2 separate regions of the Mus musculus genome follow, and region 1 is linked to region 2. Evidence: chromatin contacts called from ENCODE POLR2A ChIA-PET data. All regions are on one chromosome and are shown on one strand. Each heading gives the region's core, a stretch centred on a gene start or an enhancer-like site at or near the end of the contact. The rest is flanking DNA. Distances are from core to core; before and after follow the strand shown. Region 1 overlaps Cd80 (CD80 antigen). Region 2 holds the start of Timmdc1 (translocase of inner mitochondrial membrane domain containing 1).

Region 1 (3,776 bases), core at 177-2,676, 46 kb after region 2:
GGTTAGCCGCGCGTGGTGGACCACACCAGTAGGCAGGTATACTTTGGAGGCTGCAGTAGGAAGAGTATGATGTCAGCCTAGGCTATATAATGAGTTCGAAGCCACCCTTTCCCTTTCTTTCTTTCTTCCTTTCTTTCTTGCTTCCTTTCTTTCTTTCTTTCTTTCTTTCTTTTCTTTTCTTCTTCTTTTTTTTTTTTTTTTTTTTTTTTTTGTAATATAAGGCCATCTGTTCAAGTCCACCTTGGAAACCTGTAACAGATATTTAAATACTACATGAAAAGGCATCTTTAATATACTTTTTAAAAACATTTGAAGTAATCTGCTAAGAGTAAGTGTGTGTGTGTGTAAAAAAAAATTCATTCCCCTTTGAGTGCACTTTGACCTTTGAAGGAGGCAGGGTGGCAGGGAGGCAGGGAGGTCAAGTGGTTAGTGCTTCATCCAGGGGTAGGCTTCGATGGAGGCCTTGCTTCGGTCCCCATAGTCGTACAGGAGCTCCTCCCCAGCTGCGATGTCTCGGGTGGCGATGAGGATGAGGTGAGGCACGCCGTCGATGTCGTGCAGTTTGGTCTGGCAGTTCCCACACTTACTGTGATTGATGAGTCTCCCCAGGCAGTTCGTTTCTTGAGTGGCATCCACGCAGTAGGTTTTGCTCAGATACTGAAAATAGTACATGTAGCAGCCTGTGGAGGGGTCCTGTGCGTACAAGAGCCTCCCGCTTCTTGGCATCGGTAATTTCAATGAGGTTCCCATGGTATTCTACCACAAAGTATCCTCCGGGAAAACAGCTTGGTAGCGATCCCGCCCCTGCCTTTGCCATCAATTAGATGGATCTTCATGCCTTCTTCCTTCCCGCTCTCAGTCAGCTCGTCTATTTTCTTCCTTTCTTCAGACTGCAGCTCAGCTTTGCTCTTCCAGGAGCTCCTCCGCACAGGGTAGAAATCGGTGAATTTTCTATTCTGCTGGGTTTTCCCTTGAGACTTTTTCTGAGGGGCCTGCTTGCCCTTGAGGGGCTTTTTCAGGGTTTGCTTAGCGACTGCTACATTGGTAGAGTCACATGATGGGGGTGGAGTTTTTGGAGGTTCTGCTGCTTCGGATTTTTGGTTTGAAAAAGGCGCCAGGGGACCTCTCCTGGTGTCTTTGCTCTTCTGTTCATCTGACTTCACAGCGCTTCGGATAACGTTCCTGGCGTTCCTTTTCTCGCTTCCTGTAGATTCCAGCTAATGGTTTCCCCGGGCATTTGACCTCGTGATGGGCAACCGAGTTCTCTTCCTGAAGTGGAGAGCGCATTCCAGAGCACTTGTTAGGACTCATGTAGGCATAGATCTTTGGCTGCCCAGCAAACACGTTCTCCCCGTCGCTGCGGGAGGCCCCTCTGCTCCACCATCTCCGGGACCAGAGCAGCCGCCGCTGCTGCCGCCTCCACCGCGCGGGACTTGCACAGCTTCCTGCCTTGTGTTCTAGTGGCCTTCATCTTTAAGAAAAATGCCTAGGTAGGCAGGATTCCAGGCACTCTGGTGACTGCTTACTGCCTTGTGCTGTTGTGCGGTTGCTGTTAGGGATACTGGTGGTGTTAGGGCATGCGGCCAAAGATTTGTTGTATTTGTGCAAAGTCATAGATGCGAAGGACATCAGAAGGTACTCAGCTTCTGCCTTAGCTAGCATTAGGACCACACAACTAAGTCACTTCCCGAGTCTGGCCCTCTAATGTCTTAGTAGCTAAAATTCCAAAGCCTTGTTTTCCATGACCTACCCAAGGGACCTCCCAACCTCTACAATCCTCATTTTCTAAAAAAAAAAAAAAAAAAAAAAAAGGCTTGTACTCAGATCAAATATACAGTATTTAATCTGTAATCACAACCACTACATTTTATTAATTCCTTGCTACTCTGGCATTTTAAAGAGACAAGGAGGCTTCCTGGAGTTGATTTCATTTGTATATTTGACCTCCAGCAAGATGCTAAAGTAGACTTAGAGTCAAGTGTGGATACCTCCTGCCACTTGCTTCTCATGCTTAGACTTTAGGAATTTAGCTCCTCCCCTCTCCTGTGGCAGTCAGTTCCTCTACTCCAGTCCATACCCTGAGCTTTCGTTTTGGAAGTCTGAGTGCCACCGAGCTTGTATGAGCAGGGGTCAGTGACTATCAAGAGCAGCTCTTAAACAGAGATTTGCCCTGTGACTGTGGGCCACTCCCTTGCTTTTTAGTCTTGGTTTGTAGGCAGGTTAATAACCCATGCATTCCAGAGATGAAGGGATGGAAAGACACCACTTAGCACGGAGCCTGACACACAGGATATATTTAGGAAGACGCTCTCATTTAAATCAGGCTGTCAAGGAAACCTTCTGAAAATGCCCAGGGATACTGGGAGAAATGGGAGAAATGAGGGAAGAATACGGAGTATAGTTACCAGAAAAGGGAAAACCCTGAATTTGGTTGCAGAGGAAGTCATTGTAAACAACAACAACAACAACAATTCCTTGGTAGTGAAATCTCTCTGAGTTTGAGGCTAGACTCCAAGCCAGCCAAGGCTACATAGTGAGACCCTATCTCAAAACCCAAAACTAAAACAAAGGGGAAATTTAAAATGGGCCTTGTTCTTAAATAAAGTTGCATGTGTTCCTGACCTATTTATAGTTGGCATTATTATTTTCTACTTATTACCTTAATGCCACGCAATCAAACTACTACTTGGATAGTCAACATAAAAATTTTATTTTGTTTCTTCTAACCAGACATCATGGGCTTTTTAACCTGGAGTAACAAATCTGCAGGCCTAACGCTCTCAGTCACAACTCATGTTTGTTTTTTTTCTAAGAAATGGTTAGTTCAGTAAGAGCCACCTTTTCCTATCTGACTGAGCTTACAGCAGCCTCAGCTTTCTCCCCTAGCCCTGCTACAAGATAACGAGTTAGAGGAACTACTTTGAAGGTCTTTTTTTTGGGGGGGGGGGTTGAGACAGGGTTTCTCTGTATAGCCCTGGCTGTCCTGGAACTCACTTTGTAGACCAGGCTGGCCTCGAACTCAGAAATTCGCCTGCCTCTGCCTCCCGAGGACTGGGATTAAAGGCATATTCTACCACGCCCGGCTTACTTTGAAGGTCTTGCAAGACTGAACCATCTAAAGATTAGCCCTTTGGGACTAAAGAGATGGCTCAGCAGTTAAGCACATACTCCTAACTCACTCTTGCAGAACACACAAGCACTCATATTGGGTGACTCGCAAGTGCCTTTAACTCTAGTTCCTGGGGAATCCAATACTTTCTTCTGACTGCTGTGAGCATCTGAGCACACACATATACATAGTTAAAAACAAAGTAAATCTTTAAAAATAAAAGACTGGCTCTTCATCTCTCAGATGACTCAGTTAACCCAGGTTTTGGTCACTTTTAGTGGAGAAAGGTGAGTATATGTTATGAACAAAGGCAGGAATGCAAATGATTCAGAAAAGTAAAAAATATGTGACCTGATTAACTTGCTACCCAGAATAAGATAGTTCTCAAATGCAGTTTACAGTACGGCCACTATATATCACAGTTATTGTGCTTCCGCGAGTCAGAAGGCATCTCAGGCCATTCTAGCGCCTGGGATGGTTACCGTGACCTTGAATGATCCCAACTACAAGAAAAGTGCATTAGTAGAGGTCTCCACCTTGATCAATCAGGTTTTCTGTAGCACTAGAGACTCAACCCTCACTTATGAAGTCAGACGTTTCCTTCTCTGCTAAACGTGTCACCCCCATCAATAGACATGTTCCTTTAAGGAGAATCCTACCAACCTTT
Region 2 (3,636 bases), core at 397-2,896:
GATGTTGGATCCTGGGGACATCTGAGCTATATGTAATGGTTTTTAACATTTTATTTTATGTATTTGAGCACCCTGTCTTCATGCACATCAGAAGGGAAGATCAGATTCCATTACAGATGGTTGTGAGCCACCATATAGTTGCTGGGAATTGAACTCAAGATCTCTCAGAAGAGCAGCCAGTGCTCTTAACCACTGAGCCATCTCTCCAATCCCCATAGGTAAATGATTTTGTTAGTGTTTGCCCAATCTTTGCCCTGTCCTCATTCATGTCGACCCTGATTCTAGAAAGTTCAAGTGCAAAGGATCATTTCCGGGACCTCAAATGTGTCAAAGAAATGCACTCAGCTCTTCTCACAGCTAAGCTAGACAGTCAACACATTCATTTTGTTGGGCTTTCAGGCCCTGGGACCCTAATCCCAGTGACCACCTCTGAAAAATAGACCAAGCAGGCATCAAGCTAGAGCTAGGAATTGGGGTCTGAATAATTCACTCAACATTTAATTACTTCAGGCAAGTGGATCACTGAGATGGAGGCCTGCCTGGTCTTCAGAGCTAATTATGTGACAGCCAGGGCTACACAAGAGAAACCCTATCTTGGACCCTCCTTCCCTCCAAAGAAGATAATTACTTAACATCTACTTCATGGTATAGACTGATTGGTGATTCCTAAGTCCAAATCCAGAGATGAAAGCACAGCTTCAGTCCTCTTGATAGAGATCAGCAAATAGGCAATTATACCACTGCAGTAAATGCTAATGGGGGCTTCATTCACGGCACTTTCCTGAACCTCATCTGTAGAGATGTCCCACAGTCAACTCCCAAATCCTATTACTATATCCTCATGAAAGTTTGTAATCAATCACTTATTTAGGTACTCCGTGGAAGTGACTGTAGAGCACCACCAAGCTGTATATTCATTGTGGTACTTTAACTAGAAAAGAAAAATAGTAGGTGAAAGGGTTTGCAAAGACTATGAGATTTGTGGTAACGACCAATAACTAAATTACACAAAATGATTGGGAATATTTTTACCTTGGTAAACAAGTTTTTTGGTTTTGTCTTGTGTTGAAAGAAACAGGAAATAATAGTTTCAGTTATTAAATGATAATTCTAGATCTTTTGCCTTCTCGGAGCAGTAAGCATACGGATACTTGTAGTGGAGCCCACGTTATGGGGAAAAAAATGCCCACAGCTGATATTTCAAAAATAGTTTTTAAATCTTGGACCTTTTCGGGTGCGCCCTAAGGTTAGACTCTGCTCCGCCCAGGAAGCTCCTCCGGCCCGCCAGGGCGTGGCCTAGAAGCGCATCGCCTACCTCTTTCCCCACTGCGCTTGCAGTGATTAAAGTACTGTCCCCTTCTGCGTGGCCTTCTGCATCTTACATGAGCCATCTCACTTAAGCCCCTGAGCACTTCAAGCTGAGCAGGTCCAGAAGACCAGAGTTACGGGGCGCAAACGCCAAAGGACATCACTGAGATGAAACGAAACGGCCGCCAACTCACTTCCGGGGCTCGACTGATCCCTAACCCTGCGCTACCGAAAGAGCTCTCAGTTCCAGTTTCTACGTCCCGAGCCCCGCCCTCACCCCGCCTTTGCGCGACTAGGGGCGGGGCTTCCGGTCTCCTTTCCGAGAGCTTCCGGAAGTGAGCCGGCTGGGGACCGGATGTGAGGTTCAGTGTCCCCCAACGTGCCGCTAGTGGGCTGTACAGGTCACCCTCTCCCACGGTGCCCGCCGACCCTGGGGTGTCTGTCTCTCTGCGGGTAGGAGGGCGCCATGGGCGCGCCGCCGCCCGCTCCCCGCAGCCGCCTTTGCGGAGCCTGGGGTCCTTTCCCCCGAGTCTTTGCTGCCGGTGCGGTGGCTGCGGATTCCCCAGGCTTTGTGGAGGATCGGGAGCAGCGTTCAGGTGTCTCAGACCCCGGTTCCCTGGAATCCGGATGGGACCGCCTCCGGCAGCTGTTTGCCAAAGAGTAAAAATGTCTCGGGTGTGTGGGGAGGGATGCTCGGGGGACGGCCGCAGCCCGGGCGAGCTCCAGCGCGCGGTCCCTGCGACGCTGAAAGTTCTCTCTGCCCGGATAGTGTCCGACCTGGTTGACATGCAGCCTTCTGAGTCGGATTCACTCAGAGTCACACTCTTAAGACAGTATCGTTCTCGTGAAACCAGTACCCTAACTTTACATATTAGAAAAATTGGATTCATTCGATTATTGTCATGTAGTATCACTGGGAACTATATTGTGAAGTCTACACTAATATTGTTTTTTCGTATTTCGTTTGATTTTTCTTTGTCAGTAATGGCTTTATATACTCCAGAAGCTGGAAGGACAGAGAGAATTGTTAATTTATCATTATTATTTTGCACAAGAAAAAAAAAAAAAACAGTGACAACTGTTCTCCTCCTCCTCCTCTCCGCACCTTCCAGCAGCTCTGCCCCCTTGTTCCCACCTCCATTGTTAAGAACTACTTGTATGTGGGGGTCGGTATTTGGGTATGGGCAGTAGAGTGCACATGCCCTCAGCCAGAGGTGTCAGATTCTCCTGGATCTGGAGTTACCTGGAGTCACAGTTACAGGGGTTCTAAGAACTGAACCCGGATCCTTTGTAAAACTAGTACACGATCTTAGCTGCCAAGCCATCCCTCTAGTCCCCCAACTCTCCTTTTTGAGACAAGAGTTTTGCTGTGCTTGTAGACCAAGCTGGCCTGAAACTCAAAGCTACAATCCATTCTCAACCTCCCAGATTTTGGGATTACAGCCGGGTCTTCTGGGATTCTGGGCCGAGCCTCTCTTTTTTTTTTTTTTTTTTTTCCCTGATGGGGGTTGGTCATCTGCCACAGATGTTACACGCCCAGCTCCATCTCCCTTTGCAGAAGATACTAAAATAAACTATGTGAGGAGTAAATGATTAATCCTGCATTACTTTCACCTGATATTTATTTAACGTTATTCATTTATTAATCAATGGTGAAAGTATCTCTTTTCATGAAGTAGTTTACCATACTACACTGTTATCAAGTGATTATAAATAAATTTGGACAAGGGAGCTGGCAGACTTGTATTTAATAATTCTATTAGTTTCAGCATCTCTTTTTAAAAATTATTTTTATTTTATGTGTATGAGTGTCTTGCCTGTGTGTATGTCTGTGTGCATGTCTGTGTGCCTTCCTGATAACCATGAGAGCTACCTCGTGGGAATGGAATCCAAGCCCTAATGCTGGTAACTGCTGAGCCATTGCTCTGCCCCCATCATCTTTGTTTTAAGAAATAATGTGTTAGTTTTTCTCAGAGGTCCTCCCAAAAGTTTGTATATTTTTGAAAGCTTTTTATTTTGGTTTTTCAAGACAGGGTTTCTCTATGAGTTTCATGGCTATCCTGGAACTCACTCTGTAGACCAAGCTGGCCTCGAACTCAGAAATCTACCTGCCTCTGCCTCGCAAGTGCTGGGATTAAAGGCATGTGCCACCACTGCCAGGCTTTTGAAAGATTTTTGTGTAGTGTGTAAGAGAAAAAATATATATGTGCATAACCGTACTACCATGACTCACAGAAGATGGTCATTTTTATCAGTATTTTAAGCCGTAGAGTACTGGAACGAAAAGAAACAGGGAAAATAATCTAACGCAATTTTTATGCTTTTGTC

The links. ChIA-PET counts read pairs that join two places held with the same protein, here RNA polymerase II (POLR2A).
Region 1: POLR2A ChIA-PET joins it to region 2 with 14 read pairs in embryonic stem cell. The contact joins the enhancer-like site here to the promoter of Timmdc1 in region 2. POLR2A ChIA-PET finds 5 or more read pairs at or near these places in 3 of 5 experiments (Patski and embryonic stem cell).

Annotation. Positions count from the first base shown.
Region 1 is chr16:38,474,180-38,477,955 of GRCm38, reverse strand. Cd80 (CD80 antigen) reads right to left here. Exons shown (of 5, transcript NM_009855.2): 2 at 3,773-3,776. It also overlaps the pseudogene Gm8590. Among named protein-coding and RNA genes, the nearest start is that of Gm41453, 6.8 kb to the left of the region's middle. Within about 2 kb of position 1,426, at least 2 of the 3 ENCODE cell types and tissues checked have a DNase peak (open chromatin) inside an H3K27ac peak, as active enhancers do.
Region 2 is chr16:38,520,673-38,524,308 of GRCm38, reverse strand. It overlaps Timmdc1 (translocase of inner mitochondrial membrane domain containing 1), which reads left to right and starts at 1,646. Exons shown (of 7, transcript NM_024273.2): 1 at 1,646-1,968. The coding sequence starts at 1,775.